Linked DNA regions of Homo sapiens: region 2 is linked to region 1. The links are chromatin loops, found by intact Hi-C in ENCODE. Cell type or tissue: heart left ventricle. All regions are shown on one strand. Each heading gives the region's core, and the rest is flanking DNA. Links, peaks and the distances in the headings are about the cores only. Region 1 overlaps OBSCN (obscurin, cytoskeletal calmodulin and titin-interacting RhoGEF). Region 2 overlaps OBSCN (obscurin, cytoskeletal calmodulin and titin-interacting RhoGEF).

Region 1 (5,382 bases), core at 237-5,236:
CAGCTGCAGGCAGGCAGTCACCTGTGCACTCACACACACATGCATGCATACAGTGCACTTACACACACATACTCTCACACACGCCTACACATACATGTGCACACACATGCTCACAATGCACTCATATGCACACACACATTCTAACATGCACACCTACACACACATGCACTCACACGTATGAATGTACACACATGCACACGTGCACTCACATGCACCTACACACACTTGCACAACATACACATGCACTCACACATACACCACCCACACATGAACACACACACATATAAACTCACACACACACACTTGCACATACATGCATACATATCCCAACAACACATTTACATATGCATAAATACATTTAAATACACACAAACAACACACAAGACATATATACACACACATACATAGACACACACAAACCTAAACATAATACACACACAATACCTACATATGCACTCACCTACATATATACACGCACAGACACCTCACTCCCACATACACCTATATACACATATACCCCCATACACACTTATACCATATACATACATTCAAACACATGTACACTTGCACACATACATATACACATTTAAACACATATACACAAACGTACACACATGTGCATACACATGCTTCATCTCATACACACAAATACATGCATGATACACATACACATGAAAACACACTTAAACATACACACTTGCTCATACATATTACATACACATATTAAAACACATTCCCATTCTCAAACACATCCACATGCAGTGTGATTGTGAGTGATTTTGTGAAGTGCATATCAAAGAGACACAGTTTCCCTGAAAGTACTTTGTGAGTCCTTCTCTAAAGCAAACATAACAAATGTCAAAGAGCTTGGGGAAGCCCTCCCTTGGTGATCAGGCAGATTCGAGGGCCATGGAATGAGCAGCAGATGTAGCTGCCCAGCTGGTTGAGTATGCTGCGGCTGTGTGACTGGATTTGCATCTGTGCTCATGCTTAGAGGTGCTCATGCGGGATGCTGGTCTGCCACATGCCCAGTGCTAGCACCGCTGCTGAAGACACGTTGCTGACAGGCTGCTGTGTGGGTCCTTGCAAGATCCTCGCAGTGCCTGAATCCATACCCGGGTCCCTGAGAACATCTGGCTGCAGAGGTTCGGCTCTGGGACTCCTCAGCATGCTCAGTGAGGCGGTAACACTTAGTCAACTTGGTTTAAAAACACAGCAGCTCTTTTAGTGATCGTTTTGAAGACAGGTGTGGACTTGGAGGTGCATTTGAAAGCTGGTGTCCACTCACTTGGGCTGTCCTGTACACCTCCGGAGTGGACTTTGGTCCTTAATTCCTGGGGATGAAAACATAGAAGTTTCACAGTTAGACTTTGACTGCACCATGGAGACTAGATTAGGATGGGGGGGATCAGAGGCGGGAGGCTCTGCCCTGCCTGGTCCAGGGAGGGGAGGGCCGGGCCTACAGAGGGACAGTGGTCCCGTGGGTGGAGGAGAGGGCTGGGTCTGCAGAGGGCCCGAGGTCCCGAGGGTGGAGAGGAGGCCATAGGCTCAAGAGCCATTTAAGAGGTGGAGCACAGGCTGGGGCGCGGTGGCCCGAAGTGTAGTCCCAGCACTTCGGGAGGCCGAGGCGGGCGGATCGCGAGGTCAGGAGATTGAGACCATCCTGGCTAACACGGTGAAACCCTGTCTCTACTAAAAATACAAAAAGTTAGCCAGGCATGGTGGTGGGCACCTGTAGTCCCAGCTACTTGGGAGGCTGAGGCAGGAGAATGGCATGAACCCAGGAGGCGGAGCTTGCAGTGAGCCAAGATTGCGCCACTGCACTCCAGCCTGGGCAACAGAGCAAGACTCCGTCTCAAAAAAAAAAAAAAGAAAAAAAAAACCAGAGGTGGAGCACAACAGAGTGGTGGCCAGGTGGGTTCAGGGTTGAGAACAGAGGAGATGGGAGGTGAACTGCAAGCTTGGGCAGATGCGTAGATGCAGGGGCTGTATCTGAGATGGGGCAGTAGGCAAGGAGTAGGTGTGCGGGGAGAAATGGGTGAGGAGCTGTTCCGTCCTGTCCAACCTGGGGCTGGAGTTGCCACAAAGGCAGTGGCAAGGAGTTCCCACAAGGGAGTGCCCCAAACCGTCCCACAGTGGGATGCTTAGGATTCCACAGAAAGAAGCACCAAACCCCAGGGCGATCAGTCCAGAGCTTTATTAGAGGAACTTGCTTACAGAGGAGGACTGCAGCATATTCTTGTAACAGACAGCAAGAAGGCAGATGTCCCACCCAGGCATGTCTGCCATGAGGGGTCAGGGTATGGAGTTTATCTCAGGGATGAGGACTCTGGCTCAGGGCCAAGCAGGGTGGCTTTCTCTGTATTTAGCAAGATGGCGGATTTCTCAGAGTCTTGAGCAACAGCCTAAACACCTTTATCCATGCCTGGTTCAAGCCTGGAGGGGAAAACTTGCAGGTGGGTCAGGACAGATAAAGAAAGTGCTGGGGATGTTGGGGGTTGCTATATTAGCCTATGTGGGACATCCAGGAGGGAGTAGCTCTCTGGGCTGGACCTCGGTCGATGCTGAGCTGACAAGGGAGCTTTGGGATTTGTTGGCATGTCAACGGCAGGAGAGGGTGGGCGTGCACCAGGACACCATGGGCAAGGGACCGTGATAACAAGGCTCGCCCTGGGGCAACACTGAGGAGGCTGAGACCACCAAGGAAGAGGCCCAAAGGAGCAGGAAGAGAATCTAGAGAGTCGTATTTTGGGGTCAGTGAAGACTTTGATGCATAAGTGACGTGCAGGTGTGAATGCCATGGTGAAGCAGGAGCGGCTGGGGAAGGGCTGAAGGACCGCAGCCCCAGTGGGCACAGGTGACCTTAGCAGGAGCAAGGGCTCCATGGCTGCTAAGCAGATCTGAGATGAGGATGTGGACACAGCTGGTGTCTACAGCTGTTTCCCCAACCAGGCTTTGAAGGGCAAGAGAGAGAGCAGGGGTAAGATGCAGGGCTGGTTCTGGCCTCTGTGGCCTCCGGTTACTGCTGTGACATGAGGGGGTGTCAGAGCCTCACCACCTGCTGCTGTCCATCTGCCAGCCCTAGCAGAGCCACCAGGTCACCAAGGATGAGCTAGTGAAAGGCAGGCAGCTGGATGCATCATTATTTCCTTTGTAAAAATTAATTTACAACATAAAAACACCATCTTTTGTATGTTGGGCACAAATATGTTTTTAAAAAGATTTTTAAAAAATCTAAGTGTCCAACAGCAGATGAATGGATGAAGAATATGTGTTGTATATTATGGTATGCAGGGGGATGCTATTCAGCTGCCACTCAACTACATGGGTGAAGCTGGAGGATGTTATGTTAAGTGAAATAAAACATAAAGACAGTTACTGCACAGTCTCACTTATATGTGGAATCCAAAAATGTTGAACTCGTAGAAGTGGAGAGTAAAGTACCGGAGGCTTGAGGGGGAGCTAGGTCATGGAGATGTTGGTCAAAGTGTACAAAGTTTCAGTTTGGAGGAATAAGTTCAAGAGATCTATTGTACAACATGGTGACTGTAGTTAATAACAATGTATTGTATTCTTGAAAATTGCTAAGAGAGTGGATTTTTAGTGTTCTCACCATAAAACGATACATATATGAGGTAATGCATATGTTAACTAGCACAATTTAGCAATTCCACAGTATATACATATTTCAAAACACATTGTTCATAATAAATGTATACGTTTTTAGTAAATTTAAAAAAGGACTTTTAGGATAAACTACAGAGAGTGAGGAAGAAGCAAAAATAATAAAAGAGGCCATGCAGAAAAATTTCAGAAATGATAAACAACATGAATCCTAAATTTATAGACTCACAAGGAATCATTGTAAGTGTAAAGAAGATAAATTCTCGGCTAGACATATCATAGTGAATTGTAGAAGGCCAAAAACCAAGAGGAGAGCCTTAAAACTACCAGACAGAAGAATATATTAACAGAACAACAGTTACCTTTCCTATAGATTTTTCAGCAGCAATGAGGAGCCCAGAAATGAAATAATGGCATAATGTCCAAATTAGCAAGGGAAAACAGCTGTCAACCTAGAATTCTATACCCAGCTAAGCTATCATTCAAAAGTGAGTGTGAAATAAAGACATTTTCAGGAAGTAGATTGACAGAGTTTACCATTCACAAAACCTTCCTGAGAGAATTACCAATAGATACACTTCATAAGAGGAAAATGTCATCTAAAGTAACATAATAGGTGCTGAAAGTAGTGATATGAGGAAACCAAAATAATGAAAAGATCCAATCCCAAGGCCTAGGATTAGATTATACCAATGGCAATTGGCCCTCTAGAAGTTGTAGGCTGCATTAGCAGTCCTTTGTGAGTCAGTGCTACTGCCCATTTTGCCAGTGTTACTTAAGGAATTATGTCTGAAAATACCTATGCATTGGTGTGCAGGTCACAAACTGTCCTTCTCTTTGTTTGTATACTTAGGAGATCACAGCTGGTAAATAAATGCCAGAGCCTGAATTGCAGCATATACCAGTCTGAAAATTATCTAACTGGGAGGCTTCAGATTCTGAGAACTAACCTATTGCCTGCCCTGTGCATCTTCAAAACGTAAAGTTCTTTTTGTTGAGAAATCCAGGAACAGGGCAGGCTTGTGGCTGAACCATCAGAGTTTTGAGATCAAGAAGGTGGGCCCTCATTCAGTTCTAGTAATTGGAATATGTCTGACCCTGTGTGTCCCACTCTGTCCCCAGAGCCCAAGGTGGTGTTTGCCAAGGACCAGGTGGCACACAGTGAGGTGCAGGCTGAGGCAGGGGCCAGTGCCACGCTGAGCTGCGAGGTGGCCCAGGCCCAGACGGAGGTGATGTGGTACAAAGATGGGAAGAAGCTGAGCTCCAGCTTGAAAGTGCATGTAGAGGCCAAGGGCTGCAGACGGAGGCTGGTGGTGCAGCAGGCAGGCAAGACAGATGCCGGGGACTACAGCTGCGAGGCCAGGGGCCAGAGGGTCTCCTTCCGCCTGCACATCACAGGTGGGTTTCTTGAGATCTTTCTTATGTTCCTTAGGATAATTTTTAGTGACATTAGCGTGGAGGTGCCACCTAATTGCCTCTTTTCTTACAAAGCTTCCCCTAAAATAACAACTAGCAGGTATTAATTTTGTGCCAAGGGGCATAGATTTTGTGAATGCTACTTGTCTTTCGGCTTGCTTAAACTTCAAAACAATCCTATGAGGAGGAACTCTGATTATTCCCATTTTAAGATAACACACAAGGAAGTAATTTACCACAGTTCACAAAGCCAGAAAATTGCAGTCAAGATTTGGACCCAGTATTCTGGGATTATTATTCCTTTTTTTCTTCTTGAAGAGTATTATCTTCAGTATTTATGTA
Region 2 (5,382 bases), core at 190-5,189, 58 kb after region 1:
CTTATGCAGGTCTGAACCTAGCAGAGCAAATTTCACTAGATTTTAAGGCTGGTGACTCAGTACAGTGGCTCATCTCTATAATCCTAGCACATTGGGTGGCCGAGGCAGGAGGATTACTTGAGGCCAGGTGTTCTAGACCAGCCTGGAAATATAGCAAGACCCTTTTCCTAAAAGAAAAAAGAAATTGTTAGGTTTGGTGGTACACATCTGGGGTTCCAGTTACTAGGGAGGCTGAGGCATGAAGATCACTTGAGCCTGGGAGTTTGAGGTTGCAGTGAGCTATAATTGTACCACTGCACTCCAGCCTGGGTAACAGTGAGACCCCATCTCTACCTTTTTTTTTAAAGTCTGAAAAATAATTCTCTTTGACTTAATTCCAGTCCTCCATGCCAACCAGAGTGTTATCCCCAATCTCTCAGACCTGGGTAATATCTTATCCACTCATCCTTGGGTAACAGCCTCTCCCCCTCCATTCTGGGAAGAGGTGGTCCTGATCCCTGGACCTGTAGTGGCAGTGGAAGCCCTGCTGATGCCTTTGGGGTCATTCTTTTATTTTGAAGGATAAGACATGTTTGCAGCCATATAGTGATATTAGCTCATTCTGTTGAATCCCAGAAGTCTGATAGCCTTCCTTCATTTTATCCCACCTCAATCCAGTTCACTCGAATCTGCTGGTATAAGATTATCAGAAACTGAGTTGGCCTCCCATGCAATTCATGGAGGTCCACACCATCAGACAAGAGGCTTTTCCAGATAACTGCATCTCTATTCCTGGCTTCTGTTGAGATGACTAATTGGATCCATAAATTGCACACCTGGTGCTTTAGCAAATGGTTGTCTAGCCACACCCTTGATGTTCTCTTCAGAACAGTTTCTCATTTTTTACCATGTGGTTAGGCTGAAGAATTTCCAAAGCTTCAAGTATTGGTTCCTTTTTTATTTACAATTCCTTCTTCAATTTATTTCCCTCCTCTTGCACTTTACAATAAGCAGCAAAGAGAAAACAGGTTTCATCTTCAACACTTTACTTAGAAATTTCCTCAACTAAACATGCAAAATTTTATTGTTTCTTAGTCCTACCTTCCACACACAACACAATTCGGACAAGTTCTTTGCCACTTAATAATGAGGATCGCCTTTCCTCCCCTTTTCAATAACCTGTTCTTTATTTCCATCTGAGGTCTGACCAGATGTCCATCTTTTTTAATGTCCATCTTTCCATGAACAGGTTGTTCACAGCAATCTAGGTTTTTTCCAACATGCACTTCAAATATCATCCAGCCTCCATCCATTACCCAGTTCCAAAGCCACTTCCACATTTTTAGATAATTGTTACAATGGCACCCTACTCCTGGTACCAATATTTGTGTTAGTTTTCTGACTAGATGTCTGAGGTGAAGTGTTATTAGGTTGACTTCCTCTGAGGCTTCTCTCCTTGGCTTGTTGATGCGGTCTTCTGTTTTTTCACATGGTCACTCCTCAGTGTGTCTCTGTGTCCTAATATCTGCTTTTTATAAGGACACCAGTCATATTGGAGTTGGGCACACCCTGACAACCTCATTTAACCTTAGTTACCACTTTAAAGGCCCTATCTTTAATACAGTCATGCTCTGAGGTTCTAGAGGTTAGGTTTGAATGTATTAATTTGGGGGGACACAATCAGACCATAACGGGGTAACCAGGGTGGGGCTTGCTCCATTGTACCTTGTGAGCTCTCACTTTGCTTAGAGTCAGGAGGGAAGAGAGGACAGCAGGTTGAAGGGTCAGAGGTGTGATGTAGAAGCCGCATCTGGAGTCTGTTGGGGGTTTTGGTGATTGAGCCAAGGCAATGTGTATCCAGTAAAGTCAGGACAGGAGCAGTGAGGTGGAGACAGCAGGTCCTTGTGTGGGCTGGGATGGTTGGCAGTGAGCCGAGGTATGCCCATGCATGAGCAGTGCTGGATGGAAGCCCTGCCTGGGATGGGTATCTCCTGTATGAGAATGGGAAGCAGGTGTCAGGACAAGGAGGTGCCTCCTGTGAGGCTGGAGAAAGAGAGAGAGAGAAGAGAGAGATGTATCACATTATTGCATATGTGGAAGTTGCAGGAGCCTGTCTTGCTTCCTAGTAATGATAGGACATGGGTAGGACAAGATGCCCTTTGAGAAGAGATCCAGGATGGAGCCCATCTCTCAGCCAATCTGCACCTCATAGGCAGAACACAGGAAGACCTCAGTCTCACATGGTCTTTGGTCCGCCTTATCCCATGTCTTCGAGATCTGCTTCTGTTTCCTTCCTAGATAATCAGGTTGCGTCCCTCAGATCCTCCAGAGGGTTTGATGGCTTCTGTCCATGTGACCCTTCCTAGCCCTGCCTGCACGATTCACTCAAGATCTGAAGACCAAGGAGGCCTCAGAAGGGGCCACAGCTACACTGCAGTGTGAGCTGAGCAAGGTGGCCCCTGTGGAATGGAAGAAGGGTCCTGAGACCCTCAGAGATGGGGGCAGATACAGCCTGAAGCAGGATGGGACGAGGTGTGAGCTGCAGATCCATGACCTGTCTGTGGCGGATGCTGGGGAATACTCATGCATGTGTGGACAAGAGAGGACCTCGGCCACGCTCACTGTCAGGGGTAAAGTCCATCTGTCCAGATCTGCGTTCTGGTGTCCAGTTGTTCACTTCTTGCCATCAATCTCTGCTCATTGCATGGTCTCCCCCAGACTGCCACACTCTTCACGTCATGCCACACTATCCCTTCCAGCTTCCTGGGCTGCTGAAGGAACCAGAAGAAACTCTCATCTACATCCAGATTCCCTCTCCTGTGATACTGTGGGCCCTGTTCTATTGGATTGTGTCTTGTCTTTCATCTTGTCATGTCCTATCTACCAGCGCTTTCCAAGGAATTTAATGTTCTTTGTGTTTTCTGACCCTCTCTGGCCCTGCATGGCAGATTCACGTTATCTCTGAGGCCTGAGGAGCCCACGAAGGGGCTCCTTCGTGGTTACTTCGTGATGTTACCAGGCTGAACAGAGGGAATCTACAGCCTGTGCTTGGCATACCCTGCATGTGGTCTGTGTCCAGTTGGGCTTTGTGTCTTCTCTGTGCCATCCATGTCCTGTCTCTTTCATGTGCTCAATGTAATTGTGTCCATGTCTTTCTGATCCCTCCACCAGCCCTGCCTGCCAGGTTCACAGAGGGTCTGAGGAATGAAGAGGCCATGGAAGGGGCCACAGCCACACTGCAATGTGAGCTGAGCAAGGCAGCCCCTGTGGAGTGGAGGAAAGGCCTTGAGGCTCTCAGAGATGGGGACAAATACAGCCTGAGACAAGACGGGGCTGTGTGTGAGCTGCAGATTCATGGCCTGGCTATGGCAGATAACGGGGTGTACTCATGTGTGTGTGGGCAGGAGAGGACCTCAGCTACACTCACTGTCAGGGGTAAAGATCCTATGTGGCCATGTGGGCTTGTGGCTTGGTGTATACACCTCTCTGTGTCACCACCTTCTGCCTCCAAATGTGGCACATCTCCTGTGGAAACCCTGTGATTGTCTGTCCTCTAACTGGGGCCCTCTAGGTATCTCCTGCCTCCCCTTCTCATCAGTAGATGTCCTCCTGCTCATGCATGTCCCTGTGTGTTCTCTGTGCCTCCTGGGCCATTTGCCTTCTCATTGTTTATATATTGCTCATCTAGCTATGGTCCTTTGGTGGTTTGTGTGGCTCCTTATTGGTGTCCATGTTCTGTCCGAAAAATCCTCCAGACAGTCTGATGATATCAGTGACTGTTTGGTCCTTCTCAGCCCTGCCTGCCAGATTCATAGAGGATATGAGAAACCAGAAGGCCACAGAAGGGGCTACAGTCACATTGCAATGTAAGCTGAGAAAGGCGGCCCCCGTGGAGTGGAGAAAGGGGCCCAACACCCTCAAAGATGGGGACAGGTACAGCCTGAAGCAGGATGGGACCAGTTGTGAGCTGCAGATTCGTGGCCTGGTCATAGCAGATGCTGGAGAATACTCGTGCATATGTGAGCAGGAGAGGACCTCGGCCACGCTCACTGTCAGGGGTAAAGACCACATGTGACCACCTGAGTGACTTCTGTCTTCCCCCACTTAACCCACATGTTCTGTGCTCTCCCAGTGTCTCTCAGTGTCGTTGACATTTTATTCAGTCACTCATCTTTGTGGTCCATCTCACAAATGCATGCTGAGGACCCACTTGGATGGCCTAATCTAGGGCCTGGGCATACAGACCCCAAGGGTGAATAGTGCAGGGTCCCCAGGTGTCAGGACAGGGAGAGCAGCAGGCAGGTGTCAGGGTCCAGGAGAGCTGTCTGGGGCCCCTGCCATCTTGCAAAGGCCTGTGGATGTCCACCAGCTCTTGAGCCTCAGGCATGGAGGTCAGGAAATGTATGTCCTTTGACAGACATAGCGATGGCTCAGGCCAGGCCCCTCTTCAGGCTGGTGAGTGTTCTGATTGATCCTTGTGGTCATTCCAAGCTTCTAAAGGAGTATTGTCTTCATCTGCTCAGGCTAACGTAACAAAGCACTGCAGACAGGGTGGCTCAAATAACACAGATTTATTTTCTCAGAAGTATGGGGCTGAAATCTCAAGATCAAGATGTCAGCTCCTCTCTTCTTGTAGACAGCTGTCTTCTCCCCATGTCTTCACATGGATGTCCCTCTGTGTGCATGTGTGTGTCCTAACCTCTTTTTATAAGAGCACCAGTCATACTGGATTTGGAACCACCCTAACAACCTCATTTTTCCTTTCAATGATTGTCTTTAAATACAGTGATATTCTGACGTGTACTGGGGGTTAGGACTTCAACATATGCATTTTTTCTGAGGCACAATTCAGACCATAACACTCCACCATCTGGATTCTCAAAATTCATGGCCTTCTCACGTGCAAAATATGTTTACTTCTTCCTAACAGTCCCAAATCTTAGCCCATTTCAATATCAACTAGTCCAAATCACCTCTAAATATCATCTGAGTCAACTGTGAGGGAGATAAAGTGTGACTTATACAGAGGCAAAATTTTTCTTCATCTGTGAGGCTGTGAAATCAGACAAGTTATTTGTTTTGAAGTCACAATGGTGGGACAGGCATAGGATGGACATTCTGAATCAGGGAGAAACTGGAAAGGAGGAATGAGTCACGGGTCCCAAGTAAGGTGTAACCCTAGCAGGACAAATATTATTAGGTTTTAAGGCTTTGGATTAATACCTAGTCCTCTCGACCCAACAGGGTTGCAACTCTACCCCCTCAGCCCTGAGTGGAGGTGTCTGGCTCTCTGTAACTGAGGAGGAGACAGCCTTACTTCCAGGCCTGTGCCCTCTACCCTCTGGTTATAATGCCATTCCTGTCAACTCCTGAACTAACTTTTGGGTCATTATTCCTTTTTCT

What was found. Hi-C counts contacts between places; a loop is a spot of excess contacts. Peaks named below come from ENCODE experiments on the same cell type or tissue, not always from the same donor. Only the 100,000 strongest peaks of a DNase experiment are listed, where the experiment ranks them.
Region 2: it touches region 1 in a loop (8-fold over the local background); 1 of 110 quality-filtered maps calls a loop at or near these places.

Annotation. Positions count from the first base shown.
Region 1 is chr1:228,238,437-228,243,818 of GRCh38, forward strand. OBSCN (obscurin, cytoskeletal calmodulin and titin-interacting RhoGEF) reads left to right here. Exons shown (of 116, transcript NM_001386125.1): 11 at 4,747-5,022. Among named protein-coding and RNA genes, the nearest start is that of OBSCN-AS1, 27 kb to the left of the region's middle. In heart left ventricle, for the core only: no CTCF peak of the experiment used is centred there; no DNase peak of the experiment used is centred there.
Region 2 is chr1:228,296,109-228,301,490 of GRCh38, forward strand. It overlaps OBSCN (obscurin, cytoskeletal calmodulin and titin-interacting RhoGEF), which reads left to right. Exons shown (of 116, transcript NM_001386125.1): 49 at 2,346-2,609; 50 at 3,151-3,414; 51 at 3,774-4,037. Among named protein-coding and RNA genes, the nearest start is that of OBSCN-AS1, 85 kb to the left of the region's middle. In heart left ventricle, for the core only: no CTCF peak of the experiment used is centred there; a DNase peak (open chromatin) is centred at 2,573.